Linked DNA regions of Homo sapiens: region 2 is linked to region 1. A link is a contact called in ENCODE Hi-C data. All regions are on one chromosome and are shown on one strand. Each heading gives the region's core, a stretch centred on a gene start or an enhancer-like site at or near the end of the contact. The rest is flanking DNA. Distances are from core to core; before and after follow the strand shown.

Region 1 (6,524 bases), core at 2,175-4,674:
ACTTAAAAGGAACTTTAGATCAATCACTTGTCTTAGAAGGTAACCACAAAAATACAAAGCAATAAAAATAAAAACATGTTAACATGAATTTCAGTTGCCTGAAAGCTGTAAGTCTGCTTTTTTAAAAGAGAAATTGGAGTTAAGCAGACTTTTCATTTTTTGATCATGACCCTGAAAGAGAAATATATTTGACATCAAAACTCAGCACATATCCTTGGTCTATATATACACGTGAAAGTTTCATAAAACAATACACTGATATTTTCCATGCTGTATTCTATTTCATTTTTTAAAATGCTGGTTGTATCCCATTAAACTGGTTTCAAAATAAATATAACATGTACACAACAACAACAAAAAAAAACACTGGGTTAGAGGGCCAGTAAGCTCAGCGAGTATCAGCAACTGAGACTTCATCCTTGTCTCACAAGGACTAAAAAGAGAATAATGTTCTCATTATGTGGTTCAATGCCACACCCATGTATCTGAGATATACATGTCACAATCTGGGAGAAGCCTGTCCTCAATTTACTTTAAATACCCAATTCTGCCTAGAACATGACTTAGACACATAGTAAGCTCTTGAGTGAAGTGCAGATGATAATGACACGATCACATACCACTTAAAAATATCTTAACACCTTTACTTAGATCTCATCTCATACTTGTAGCATTTCTTCAAATTTACTTTGAAAAAAGAGCTTCACTGTGTGTGGTTGTCATACACATTCTTCTACCCAACCATGGACCTCTTTCTTCCTCTCAGGCGCACTTCATCTAATTTTTTTAGCACTGGCCTGGCCTTTTTGGAGGAGGTGGAGTAGCTCTTCAGAAAGGCTTCAAACACAGTTTCAGTGTTGGGATGGGTACTGAGGAAGGCCTTCTCCAGGACATAGAGGTCTACTCCCTTATCCTCTGGAAGTGCTGAAATGAAACTCAGCCCAAAGTCTATGAGCACAATGTTCAGCTGTTCCAGGGGGGGTTTCAGGAGCATGTTGGAGGTGGTGAGATCACCATGAATGAGGTCTTCATCGTGCATTCGAGCCAAAACCTGCCCAATTGTCTTGGCTAAGTTGGAGAGACCCTGGGGAGTTTTTTCAGTCTCCATAGTGGACTGAATATAATCTCGAACAGTCACTGAGCCTTCAATTTCTTCCATATATAAGCAGTTGGAAGCATAGTCCACAAAAAAGACAACTGGGGCAGATATTCCTGAAATCAAGACATAAGTGGTTATTGGGTTGGATTTTTTTTAACGGGTAAACTTAATTTTCAAAGATTAAGCCAGTTTTTCCATCTATATCTACTTATTTCAGGACTATTGAGGAATGCTACAGGAAATGGTACAACTGAACTCATCTGGAATATTCCCCTGCTCATGCCCACTGCAGGACTATGCCTGGGAACACCCCACAGCTAAACTGAGGAGGCCATAGCTTCCTCCTCCCTTCCAAACCACCCTTTCTCACTGGACTTCATTTGTCACACTCACTCTCTAAAAAACAAACAAAACAAAGGCCGGGTGTGGTGGCTCATGCCTGTAATCCCAGCACTTTGGGAGGCGGAGGCAGGCGGATCACTTGAGGTCAGAAGTTCGAGACCCCCATCTCTACTAAAAATACAAAAATTAGCCAGGTGTGGTGGCTCACGCCTGTAGTCCCAGCTACTCGGGAGGCTGAGGCAGGAGAATAGCTTGAACTCAGGGAGCGTAAGTTGCAGTGAGCTGAGATTGTGCCACTGCACCACTCCAGCCTGGGTGACAAAGTGAGACACTGTCTCAAAAAACAAAAACAAAGAGCAAGGCACAGCCCAGTCAGAGCAGTTTCTACTGATGAGGACACAAACAGGAGGCCAAGCAGTGTGCTAGCTTCGAGGTTCATCTTCGTAGTCAGAGAGGACAGGGTTCAAATCCCAGCTGCTTTTCTTATTAGTTGTCTAATCTAATCTTAAAATTACATTAACTTCTCTAAGCCTCAGTTTCTGCTACTATACAAGGAACAATAGCTCCAATAAACTCAATGAATCTTTACTGAAAGTCAACCAGGCTCAGTATACTTTTCTAGAAACTGAGAGATGTTATCAATGGGGATACAGCAATAAACAAGCCAGCTATAATACAATCTCTGCTTAACGAAACAGATCATGAGGCTGAAAACAGAAATATGAATACACAAATAACTTCATGAAATCTTAAGTCTCTGAAAGGGCAGCAATGTGTCCGCTTGTTGGCTACTGAATATCCCCCACCCAGATCTCCCAGCACTTAACAATGTCCTGGTACCCACTGGTACCTAAAAAATACTGATAAAAGAAAGGCAAGAAGCGTAAAAGTAAAAAGCCAGGGCTTCTGAGTCAGAGGCATAAGGAGCTGAGGGCCTGGACCGGCCACTTAGTAACCGTGTAACCTTGGGCAAGTTACTTCTCTCTGAGTGTCACTTTCTCATCTGAGGACAAAGTTTATGGTGCTGGCGCACAATGATGTTTAATGAAAAAATAGGCAATTTAATGAAATCCAACATTTATTGGGCACTATGTGCCAGGCACACATTTGAACATAATACGTGACACACATACCTCCTCTAATGGTCACAACATCCCTATGACATGGATACTGCTACTATGTCTCCCATTTTACAGGTGAGAAAACCGAGGCTGAGAGGCTAAATAACTTGTTGAAAGGCTACACAAGCAGCAGAGTTAGTATTTCAACCCAGGGAGCCTGGCTCCAGTGGGGCAAGTACTTGTCATTACATGTTTCTTAAAACTAATAAATGGAAAGATAATGATCGAAAATTGAAACGAGTCAAATGGGGAAACCAAGGCTCAGGGAAGTTAAACATGTTCAACATTGAGCAATAATGACAGATCCCAGATTTGAACCAGGCAGAACGGCCTCAGGACAAAAGCTTGACGCTGCATGGCCACGTGGTTTCTTAAGACTTAACGAATGAAAAAAGGGATGAAAGAATAACATTTCCGAAAGGCCGGACACCGCAGAAGGCACAGAAGGAGAAACTGAGGGAAATCCAGCTTCGGAGCGCAGGGGAGTCCCTCACCCGCCCAGGCCCCAGAGCCTCGGGGCCGCCCACGCCGGGATCCCGGCCCACCTTACCAGCGCGGCGACAGCGGAGGAGCGCCCGGGCCTCCTGCACCGTCCGCCGTCTGCCAAGCCGCGCCTCCAGCGCCGGGTGCCGGTAGCCCTTGGGGAAGCGGTGCTTGATCACCGCCGCGCGGCCCTGGAAGCGGCCACGGAACACGCGCGCCTCGGCACCCTGCTTCACCAGCTCCAGGCCGCTCAAGAAGCGGCTGCTCCGCTCCCGGGCTGCGGCCAGAGCCTCAGCCTCCGGGGCGGGCTCCTCGCCATCGGCCGGCGTAGTAGCTCTGGCCGCCGCCATGACTGCTCGGCGCAACAGCTCCAACCGATCAGCTGTCTCTGAAAACTGTCGCGATGCTTCGGCTCGCTTCGGAAATCCTGGGACTTCTTCGGCAATCCTGGGACTTCTTCGGCTACCCGAATGCGTCCACCCCGGACACTTCCGGCCTGTAAGTGGTTACGCCTCCCAACTTTTCGGCTCTCTGAAGCCTGAGGTTCCCTGCAGGAAGGGCTCTTGTGGCCCCGCCTTCCGCCTCTTCGGCTATCTCCGTACACGTTCGGCAACGCTCAGTAAGTGGCTCTTCCCGACTCCTTGGCTCTCCGGAAATCTTCGGTGACTCTCGCAGCCGGCTTTGGGGGCCCACCTCTCAGTTGGTCGTCTCTTTCCGGAAAACTTCGGCGCCTCTCGAGAAAAACGTCGGACGCGCTTTGCTCTCTTCAGAAGTCTCTTCCGGGACAGCTGTACCCTCTAGTAGTCTCTTTTTGGAACTCCTCTTCCCCTGACTCCTACATTCCCCCCAAAATGTGCTCATACAAGTCAGAGTCGGAAGGGTCAGACAATGAACCATGTTTCCGACATCCTCTTAAGTGCTAGGATAACTACCATTTAGTGCATTCAGAAGAAATAAGGTTAAATGATGAAAATCCTTACAGAAAAGAAAATTGAGACTCAGAGCTGGCAGAGGGGGTGGTAAGATGGGGTGGGGAGTGGGGGCTGGGGAATCCGGGAAAGTCTTCCGGAGACAGAACCTAAACTGAATTGGGAATAATTAAACTTTTTCAGTTTCTACCTGTTTCATTACAAAGCTTATAATAACACAGGCTGTAGCAAATTCTTACAATACGGAACTTTGCACACGCACACATAAATAAATAAACTACCTATCCCCCTTGTGACACTGCTGGCCGTTAGTTTCTTTCCAGAATTTTCTTTCATTCAGTGTGCACACTCACACATCGTTGTGGCGTTTTTTCCAACATAAATGACATCATACTGTGGGTTCTTTGGCAACTTGCTTTTCATTTTCCTAAACAATTTATCTCAGACTATATTCCATATCAATACATACAGAGCTACCACGTCCTTCTACCTGGTCAGGCAGTTTCTTGTTGCTAAACAGTTGTTTCCAGTTTGTTGTTTCTCAGGAAAACACTTTACTTACTATTGCCAGTTTATTATAAAAGATAGTATAAAAGATAAAAATGAACAGCCAGATGAAGACGTACATAAGGAAAAGTAAAAATTGTACGTGTTTATCGTAAGTAACATGTTTTGAAATATGTATACATTGTGGAATGGCTAAATCCAGCTAGTTAACGTTACCTAACATACTGATCATTTCGGGGGTGAGGACACTTAAAATCTATTATCTTAGCATTTTTCAAGAATACAACCCATTGTTATTATCTATAGTCACCATGTCGTGCAATAGATTTCATGAATGTTTCCTCCTATCTAACTGAAATTTTGTATCCTTTGACCAACTTCTCAAAATCCTCCCTATCTCCCTCCCCCTACCCCACCGCCTGGTAACCACCATTCTACTCTGCTTGCATGAGTTCAACTTTTCTTACCTTCCTCATATAAGTGAGATCATGGGATATTTGTCTTTCTGTGCCTAGCTTATTTCATTTAACACAATATCCTCCTGTTCCATCCATGTTGCTGTAAATGACAGCATTCCATTCTTTTTAAAGGCTGAATAGTATCCCATTGTGTATATAAATGTACCATATTTTTATCCATTCATTTAGTGATGGACACTCAGATTGAGAATTGTGAATGATGCTGCAATTAACATGGGACTGCAGACATCTCTTCAATATACTGATTTTGTTTCCTTTGGATATGTACCCAGTAGTAGGGTTGCTGGATCATAAGGTAGTTCTATTTTTATTTTTTTTGAAGAACCTCCATACTGTTGTCCATAATGTCTGTACTAATTTACATTCCTATCAACAGGGTGCAACGGTTCCCTTTTCTCCACATCCTTGCCAACACTTATTATCTTTCTTATGTTTTAAAATAGCGATTCTAACAGGTCAGAGGTGATATCTCATTGTGGGTTTAATTTGCATTTCGCTGATGATTAGTGATGTTGAGCATTTTTTTTTAATATACCCGTTGTCCATTTTTATGTCTTCTTTTGAGAAAGATTTCTTTGGATCTTTTGCCTACTTTTAATTCAGGTTTTGTCCTTTCTTACTATTGGATTGTATTCCTTATATATTTGGATATTAACCCCTCATCAGATGTATGGTTTGCAAAAATTTTCTCCCATTCTGTAGTTTGTCTTTTCACTCTTTTTTTTTCTTTTTTCTTGACTGTGCAGAAACGTTTTAGTTTGATGCAATTCCATTTGTCTATTTTCACTTTTGCTGCCTGTGTTTTGAGAGTCCTACACAAAAAATCGTTGCTCAGGCCAATGCCATGACATTTTGTCCCTGTTTTCTTATAAGAGTTTTATAGTTTTGGCTCTTACATTTAAGTCTAATCCATTTTGAGTTGATTTTTGCATATGATGTAAGATAAGAGTCTAAATTCTTTCACATGAATATCCAGTTGTCCCAACACCATTTATAGAAAAGACTGTCCTTTCTCCATTACGCGTTCTTGGCATGTTTGATGAAACTCAATTGACTATAGTGCGTGGATTTATTTCTGGGCTCTCTATTCTGTTCCATTGGTCTATGTGCCTGTTTTTATGCCAGTGACATGCTGTTTTGATTACAATAACTTTGTAGTATATTTTGAAGTCAGGCAATATGATGCCTCCAGCTTTGTTCTTTTTGCTCAAGATTGCTTTGACTATATGGAGTCTATTATGATTCTATATAAATTTTAGAATTTTTTATTTCTACAAAAATGTCATTGGAATATTGATAAGAATTACATGGAATCTGTAGGACATTTTAACAATGTTACTTCTCCAGTTTTGTTTCATTTTTTTTTGTTTTGTTGTCTCTTATAAACAGTGCTGCAGTGAGCAGGCTTATCCAGCCATCTTTGCACACATGAATGTTTCTGAGGACATCTTTCTACAGGTGATATTGCTGGGTTGTAGGTGACAAGCACTTTGAAACTCGACTCCTCAGCCAAACTACCCTCCCAAAGTTTTGTGCCTATTTATGCTTCAGTCAAATTCATGTC
Region 2 (6,389 bases), core at 1,890-4,389, 2.6 Mb after region 1:
CGTGAACCCGGGAGGCGGAGCTTGCAGTGAGCAGAGATCGCGCCACTGCACTCCAGCCTGGGCGAAAGAGCGAGACTCTGTCTCAAAAAAAAAAAATAAAATAAAAAATAAAAACTTATGCTCTTGGCTTACATTGTTTCTATTGGATGCTGCTCTACACCAAACGTCATTTCCCTTTCTGAAACTCTATCACTGTTTTTGTTAAAGTGAACTGCACCCATTCATCAGCTCTCTTAGGAAAAGTGGAGGGTTGGCTGTTTTTCAGAGTAATTCATGAAGTAATTAAGAAATAACTCATTCTTTTTTTTTTTGAGACAAGGTCTTTCTGTCACCCAGGCTGGAGTGCAGAGGCCAGATCACAGTCCAGAGCAACCTCTGCCTTCTACACCCACCCCTTCCTGAGGTTCAAGGGATCCTCCCACTTCAGCCTCCCAAGTAGCCTAAGTAGCTGGGACTACAGGCACGCAGCACCAAGCCCGGCTAATTTATATATTTTTTTGTAGAGAAAGCCTATTGCCATGTTGCCCAGGCTGGTCTCAATCCCCTGGGCGTAAACAATCCTCCCGCCTCAGGCTCCCAAAATGCTAGGATTATAGGCTTGAGCCACTGCATCCAGCCATAGTCATTCTTTACTTGAGAGATGCAGACAATCTTAGGTAGGCCTGCTCATTTATAGAGAGCCCTATTTCCTTCTTTTATTACTAGAATTTCCTTCTCATTAGGTAGGAAACCTTGCTTACCTCTGTGGTTGGTATGGGAATTCCTGGGCCTGGCATCCAGATGAGGTCTTCTCTCCTCCATGTCTGAGTCACCTGAATTCCTTCACGTTACTTTCTGTTATCTGGAAAACTGCACATGTTGAGTTATCAGTGTCCTCGAAACATAGCATCTAGCAGCAAAAACCCAAACACCATCAAGCCAGTCCTTCTGCCTTTGTTAACATTTTAATGATTTGTTAACTAAGGGTTAAATACAGATTTTAATCTAGAGCACAAGTGCTCGACTCTGCAAATGCCCAATTATGATATAAAATATTAAATTCACAATTTAGCTGATTTCAAGAGATAGAATTCCCCTTTCTTTTACCCTGGCACTTTCTTGGGGTAGAGGGAATGTCATCAATTCCCATTCAAAACTGCTGTTTGGTTTATGCCTTTAGCCAAGTTACTTAATCAGTTGCTAGGTTTCATTTTCCTTTCCTAAGAAGCAGACAATATTGTTGCCAGGACAAAAAGGAGTACATTTTTGTTAATCCAAAACCATGTGCTCACCACCTTATCTGGCATTTACATATCTGCCACTTATATAGTACCCAATAGCTTGCAGTACCCTACAGTTTATAAATAATTAGTGAGCAGTTATCCCCTTAGCCTACTCTTTGGAATGGAGCCAAATGATTAAGCTCTCTGCTCTACTGAATCAAGAGAAAGAAATTACATGTTTCAATAACCAGGAGGTTTGGCAACTACGAGGTGCTGTTTCCTCAGGACCAGCTAGAAATCTGATATTCTTTCTTCCTCCTCATTCTTCTACCTTGGTGATTTTTGACACTGGTCCTGTAAGAGGAAGAGGAAGCCCCTTTAAGGGAGCTTCTCAACCCAACTCATACACATGGTGTGGGCTGGGGCTAAGGAAAGAGTGGGTGACTCAGAGTCCTCAGCAAAGGGATTTTTGAGACTGTCTTCACTGAGTTCTAAAATATTCATAATTGGAAACTGTGACTACATTTGGCATTATATGAGGGGCAGCTTTTTTCCTCATCTGAAAAAGGAGTCTCTTTTCTTCCCCCTGGGAATATCTCTGGTGAGTCCCCTCCCTCATCTTATCAAACCCAGCCCTCCTGGCGCAGGCTCAGTATTTAGAGTTTGTTTGTTTATTTTCAATTCTCCGAGGGGAAAATTCCTTCTTCCCCTTGTTGAAAAATGCTAAAATAGAAACTCCAGAAAATTTAAAAGAAACGGAAGAAAAGAAAAAAAGATGTTAAAAAAAAGGCAAGGGAAGGAAGGGAGGAGTAGACATGAACAGGAAATGCTGGGATCGAAAACAGACTGAAGTGTTTTTTTTTGGTGGGGGGAATCAAGGCCTAAAGGGCACGAAGAAGAAAATCAGTGATGATCAAGCTGGCCTGGAGTCAGAATGAGAGGGGCTAGTCATCACCAGAGTGGGACGCAGGAGGCTGAGGTCGGAGGCAGAGCTGGGTTTGGGGGAAGTCTCCAGGGTCCTGGGGAATCCCTGACCCAGGGAGCCCACGGTCCCTAATGGAAATGTTATGGGGTCAGGGAGCGCCAAGGCTGTGAGGTGGCGGGGTTATGGGGGCCTTGGGGAGAGGGTGGTAGCGAGCACCAGGGGGTGCTTGCTGAGGACGGAGGCGGCGGGGTGGGGGCAGGGAGCAGGCTGAAGGGGGTGCCGAGGTGCTCTGTAGAAGAGGGGGATTGATAAGGTGACAGGAGGTGAGGCCGGAGGAATGAGGGGGGTGCGAGTGGCAGAAGGGAGGGCACAGACAGGGGTAGGGGCAGAGGAGATCGAAGTGCTGAGGGCAGAAGCGGTGACGGTGTCGGGGGTGCTGGGGAGAGCGACGGGCCAGCTGAGGGGATGGGGACACTAAAGAGAGTACAGGGGAGCCGAAGGGGCGACGGGGCGCTGAGATGGGCCAGGGGCTGAGTGGGTGACGGGGCGCTGAGTAGGCGATGGAGGTCTGGGGTCTGAGGGGGAGACGGGGCGCTGAGAGGCGCTCTGAGTGGGTGCTGATGCCGCTGGGGGCCAAAGAGGTGACAAGGCTCTGAGTGGGTGATGGGGGTCTGGGGATTGAGGGGGCGACGGGGCGCTGAGGGGCCAGGGGCTCTGAGCGGGTGACGGGTGCGTTGGGGGCTTGAGAGGGTGACAGGTCTTACGGGCAGAGGCAGTGGCGGGTCGGCGCGGGCGCCGGGGTTCGCGGCGAGGCAAGGAAGAATCAGGGGCAGGGGCAGTTGCGGGGCCACTCACCCGGCTCCGGCGCGTCCTTTCACTGCCGCCGGCGAGTGCTGGGGCTTCGGCCCAGGCAGGTCGGTGGCCCCGCCCGGCGCCGCGCACTTTCGGTTTCCGTTCCCCGCAGACCCTGGGCGGAGCCGGGCGGGCGGCCCAGAGGAGGAGAAGGAGGAGGCGGGGGCCCAGGGTGGAGAGCACGAGGGCCTGGCCCAGGCACGGCCGGCGCCTCCGCCCTCGAGGAGGGCGTCACCTCAGCTCCCCCCGGCGGCGGAGCCGGCGGGCTCAGGCGGGCGCGGCTGAGGGGAGCGGACCGCGGGGGGCGGGAGATGACTGCGCCCAAGGCCTTTGCGGGCCTCAGCCGGCCCCAGAGGAAGGGGAACCCGTCGAGCGGTTTGGTGCGTGTGAAGCGCGACATGGCGAGGAAGCGGACAAGCCCGGGTGGCCCGGCGTGTAGAGGGAAGGGGGCGGGGCTAGACGCGGCCTGGACAACTACTAGAGCGCCTCGGGCTGTGCTGCTCGAGACTACATTTCCCAGAGCGACGCGCGCGGAGCGGGCGGGAAAGAGAGCGTTTCGGGTCCAGTGCGCAGGTGCGAAAGCCATCTTTGGTTATATAAGGGAGGTTCAGGAAGCCATTCGTTCTTTCGCGTCTGCGGTGCCCGGAGTGTGGTACTTCTCCTAGTTGCAGTCAGGCTTCATACGCTATTGTCCTGCCCGTAAGTTCCCGTTTTGTGTGTGGTGAGTGGAAACTCCATGTTCTTCGTTGGAGACCTCTGGTCCTCCCTTCCCTTCTTTGTGCCGTCGTCTCTGCGGCCAGCCCTAATCTCCTTCTCGTGGCTTCTCCGTCTCTGACCCCAAATAGGCCTTAAGGGCGTGGGAGAAATGAGTTTCTGGAGCTGGAAAAGCCACTGCCTTCTGCACGGGCCTGAGAAGCCCTTGGCTGGTGTAAATGATGACTTCACTTTTTTCCCCATCAGATCGACAATGCTGACGTCTTATATTTTGCCAGTTAGTTCTGATACATCGGCCTCAAAAGGCCCGGCCTTGTTCGTTTCTGACCGTGGGAAGATGGCGGTTAACGCCCTTTATTTGTTGGTTCACAGGTTAGAGCAGCCAGCGGGTACAGAATGGATTTTGGAAGAGGGAGTCACCACTGGACCTCCAAGGAAGCCACGTGCAGACATCTACAACCTTCGATCTCCTGACGAGTAAGTCTTTGTCTCCTATGGGTCTACTGTAGAAAACACGTGCTTTGAGAAGCTTTAGTTTTCTAGGAAAACGTGGGATTTAACAAAGCACTTTCTATCGAGCATTTATTAGGTATTTAAAAAAGTGTTCTGACGGCCGGGCGCTGTGGCTGACGCCTGTAACCCCAGCACTTGGGGAGGCCAAGGCAGATGGGTCACCTGAGGTCAAGATTTGGAGACCAGCCTGGCCAACATGGTGAAACCCTGACTCTATTAAAAATACAGAAATTAGCTGGGCGTGGTGGTACGCGCCTGTAATCCCAGCAACTCACAAGGCTGAGGCAGGAGAATTGCCCGAACCCGGGCGGCGGAGGTTGTAGTGAGTTGAGATTGCGCCACTGCCCTACAGTCGGGGCAACAGAGCCAGACTCCGTCTCAAAAAAAAAAAAAAAAGAAAAACATGTTCTGAATGTTTTATTCTCACAGTTCAAATATTGGAACTAGGTTTCTGGTGAAGAAACAGGTTTAAGAGAAATGCCTGAAGTGAAAGAACCTTGTTAGTGAAGAGGCGTTTAACATTTTAATGCCACTTAAACATATTTTTGGATTCCATTCTTCCTGTGTGTTGGGGCGCTTAAATTTCCAAGTGGAGGGATGATTTATTGACATATTTTGGAAAGCCAAATGTGTTTTTCTGTTGAACTAGCCACTCAAACCAGTGCCCGACTACATAACTAATATTTTTGCTAGAGTCCAGGAGTGAGGCGTTTACAAAGTCTGGGCTTCATGGGAACACATGTGAAGCTTATTGTTCCAGATTGTTCTTTTGTCAGGTAACTTGTGGTAACTTGTGTTAAAATGCAATCTCTTGGTACTTGTTCACTTCCCAACTCAGTAAATGCCAACTACTTCCTCAACTCTTCCAGCCACACTGGCTTCTATCATGGGCCTGTACTCAGAGTGTAAGCACTGAAGACAGGGGTGTTTGGTTTGGCTACCAAGTTATTGCCAGCTACAGGATACAACACAGAAGTGCTCAAACACCGAATGCAAATTTGCAAATATGAAGCATACCAACCAAATCTTACTCCTCATGGCTTTCAAATCTTACTCCTCACTCAAGAACTTCCTGCTGGCATATATGATGACTTAGCTTTTTTCCCCGACAGATCGACTATGTTGATCTAACTTTTCTAAGCCAGTTTCTGTCTGATATGCCAGCTTGAGCAGCTCCTTTGTCCCAGCTCCCCTGGGCATCTAGCTGATGGGAGCTCATTTTTCTGTTTTTTCATTTCAGGTTTATTGTTGGCCAAAACCAGGCTTTGATTGAACCAGGATGAATGCGGGTGTTGGAAGTAGAATATATATATACATATAAAATTGGTAAGTGGTGCCAACACGTCTTCCCTGGCTGAGTAGACACAGGCTCTGGAGGGGGTAGTAGCTGCTTTTCAGTGTGGGTTTGTCACCCTACTTCTTGTACGACTCAAATGTGGCCTTTGCAGCTGATGATACAGCTTCTTTCCCCATCAGATCGACCCTGTTGATCTCTACACTATTGGCCAGTTTTGTCTGATGCATTGGCCCCAGTAATAACTCCTATCTTTGTTTTCTGCTTATCTTTATCAGAGACTATTGCTTGTTCATGGGAACTGGGCTTTCTCTATTTTTTCCAGCATTCAGATGGCTTCTTTTGACCTGTTAACTTTCTATAGGTTGGGAGCCACGTGTACCAGTGTGTGTTGATCTTGGCTTGATTCAGTCTGCCTTGTAACAGGTGAGGTTTCTGCTTTCTATCTGCCAAACCCCACCGCAAAATTTGTCCAACTGGGCCTAACCTCAGGACCCATTTCCAAGTTGGGTATAAAACTGGGAGAATAAGTCATTAGGACTGACATTGGCCTGTTGGTATTACTAGGTCTTTGTTGGAAATAAGAGCTTGGAGTTCCAAAGAAAACGAGCACTTGAACAAAAGATTTCTCAGCAAGGCAAATTTACTTCTGCCGTAGGGTGCTGCTGCTGGCATTCCTGGCAAGAGCACACCTAACAAAAGAGAGAAAGGGTTTTTATTCCTAACAAGTAGTCCCTGCTTCTGTGTCCTATCCCCATTGGCTGGAGTCGACAGCGCAATCTAAACTAGTCCTGATTGGCTATTTTAAACAGGAGGCATGTGGGTTACAGCTGTGGGAAGGGCAGGAAACTTGTTTACAGAGCTGGTTGCTAGGAGTGAGGGGGACTTT

What was found. Hi-C counts contacts between places; a loop is a spot of excess contacts on that map. Pooled maps may share reads with other maps.
Region 2: a map of B cell shows a loop between it and region 1 (26-fold over the local background). The contact joins the promoter of ZFAS1 here to the promoter of TP53RK in region 1. A Hi-C loop is called at or near these places in 1 of 168 maps with a recorded cell type or tissue (B cell), 1 of 37 single-sample maps with no recorded cell type and 8 of 50 pooled maps.

What each region holds. Positions count from the first base shown.
Region 1 is chr20:46,686,020-46,692,543 of GRCh38, forward strand. It overlaps TP53RK (TP53 regulating kinase), which reads right to left and starts at 3,425. Exons shown (of 2, transcript NM_033550.4): 1 at 3,113-3,425; 2 at 1-1,212. The coding sequence starts at 3,395. The coding sequence ends at 734. TP53RK-DT (TP53RK divergent transcript) reads left to right here and starts at 3,280. Exons shown (of 1, transcript NR_186399.1): 1 at 3,280-4,270. RefSeq lists a silencer at 3,004-3,053 and an enhancer at 3,284-3,873.
Region 2 is chr20:49,275,039-49,281,427 of GRCh38, forward strand. ZFAS1 (ZNFX1 antisense RNA 1) reads left to right here and starts at 3,140. Exons shown (of 4, transcript NR_036658.2): 1 at 3,140-3,678; 2 at 4,066-4,170; 3 at 5,447-5,532. It overlaps ZNFX1 (zinc finger NFX1-type containing 1), which reads right to left and starts at 3,019. Exons shown (of 14, transcript NM_021035.3): 1 at 2,983-3,019; 2 at 741-849. The coding sequence starts at 801. SNORD12C (small nucleolar RNA, C/D box 12C) reads left to right here and starts at 3,907; the gene lies at 3,907-3,985. SNORD12B (small nucleolar RNA, C/D box 12B) reads left to right here and starts at 5,275; the gene lies at 5,275-5,377. It also overlaps SNORD12. RefSeq lists enhancers at 2,194-2,253, 2,595-3,095, 3,096-3,596, 3,354-3,648, 3,524-3,723 and silencers at 2,794-3,023, 3,074-3,433.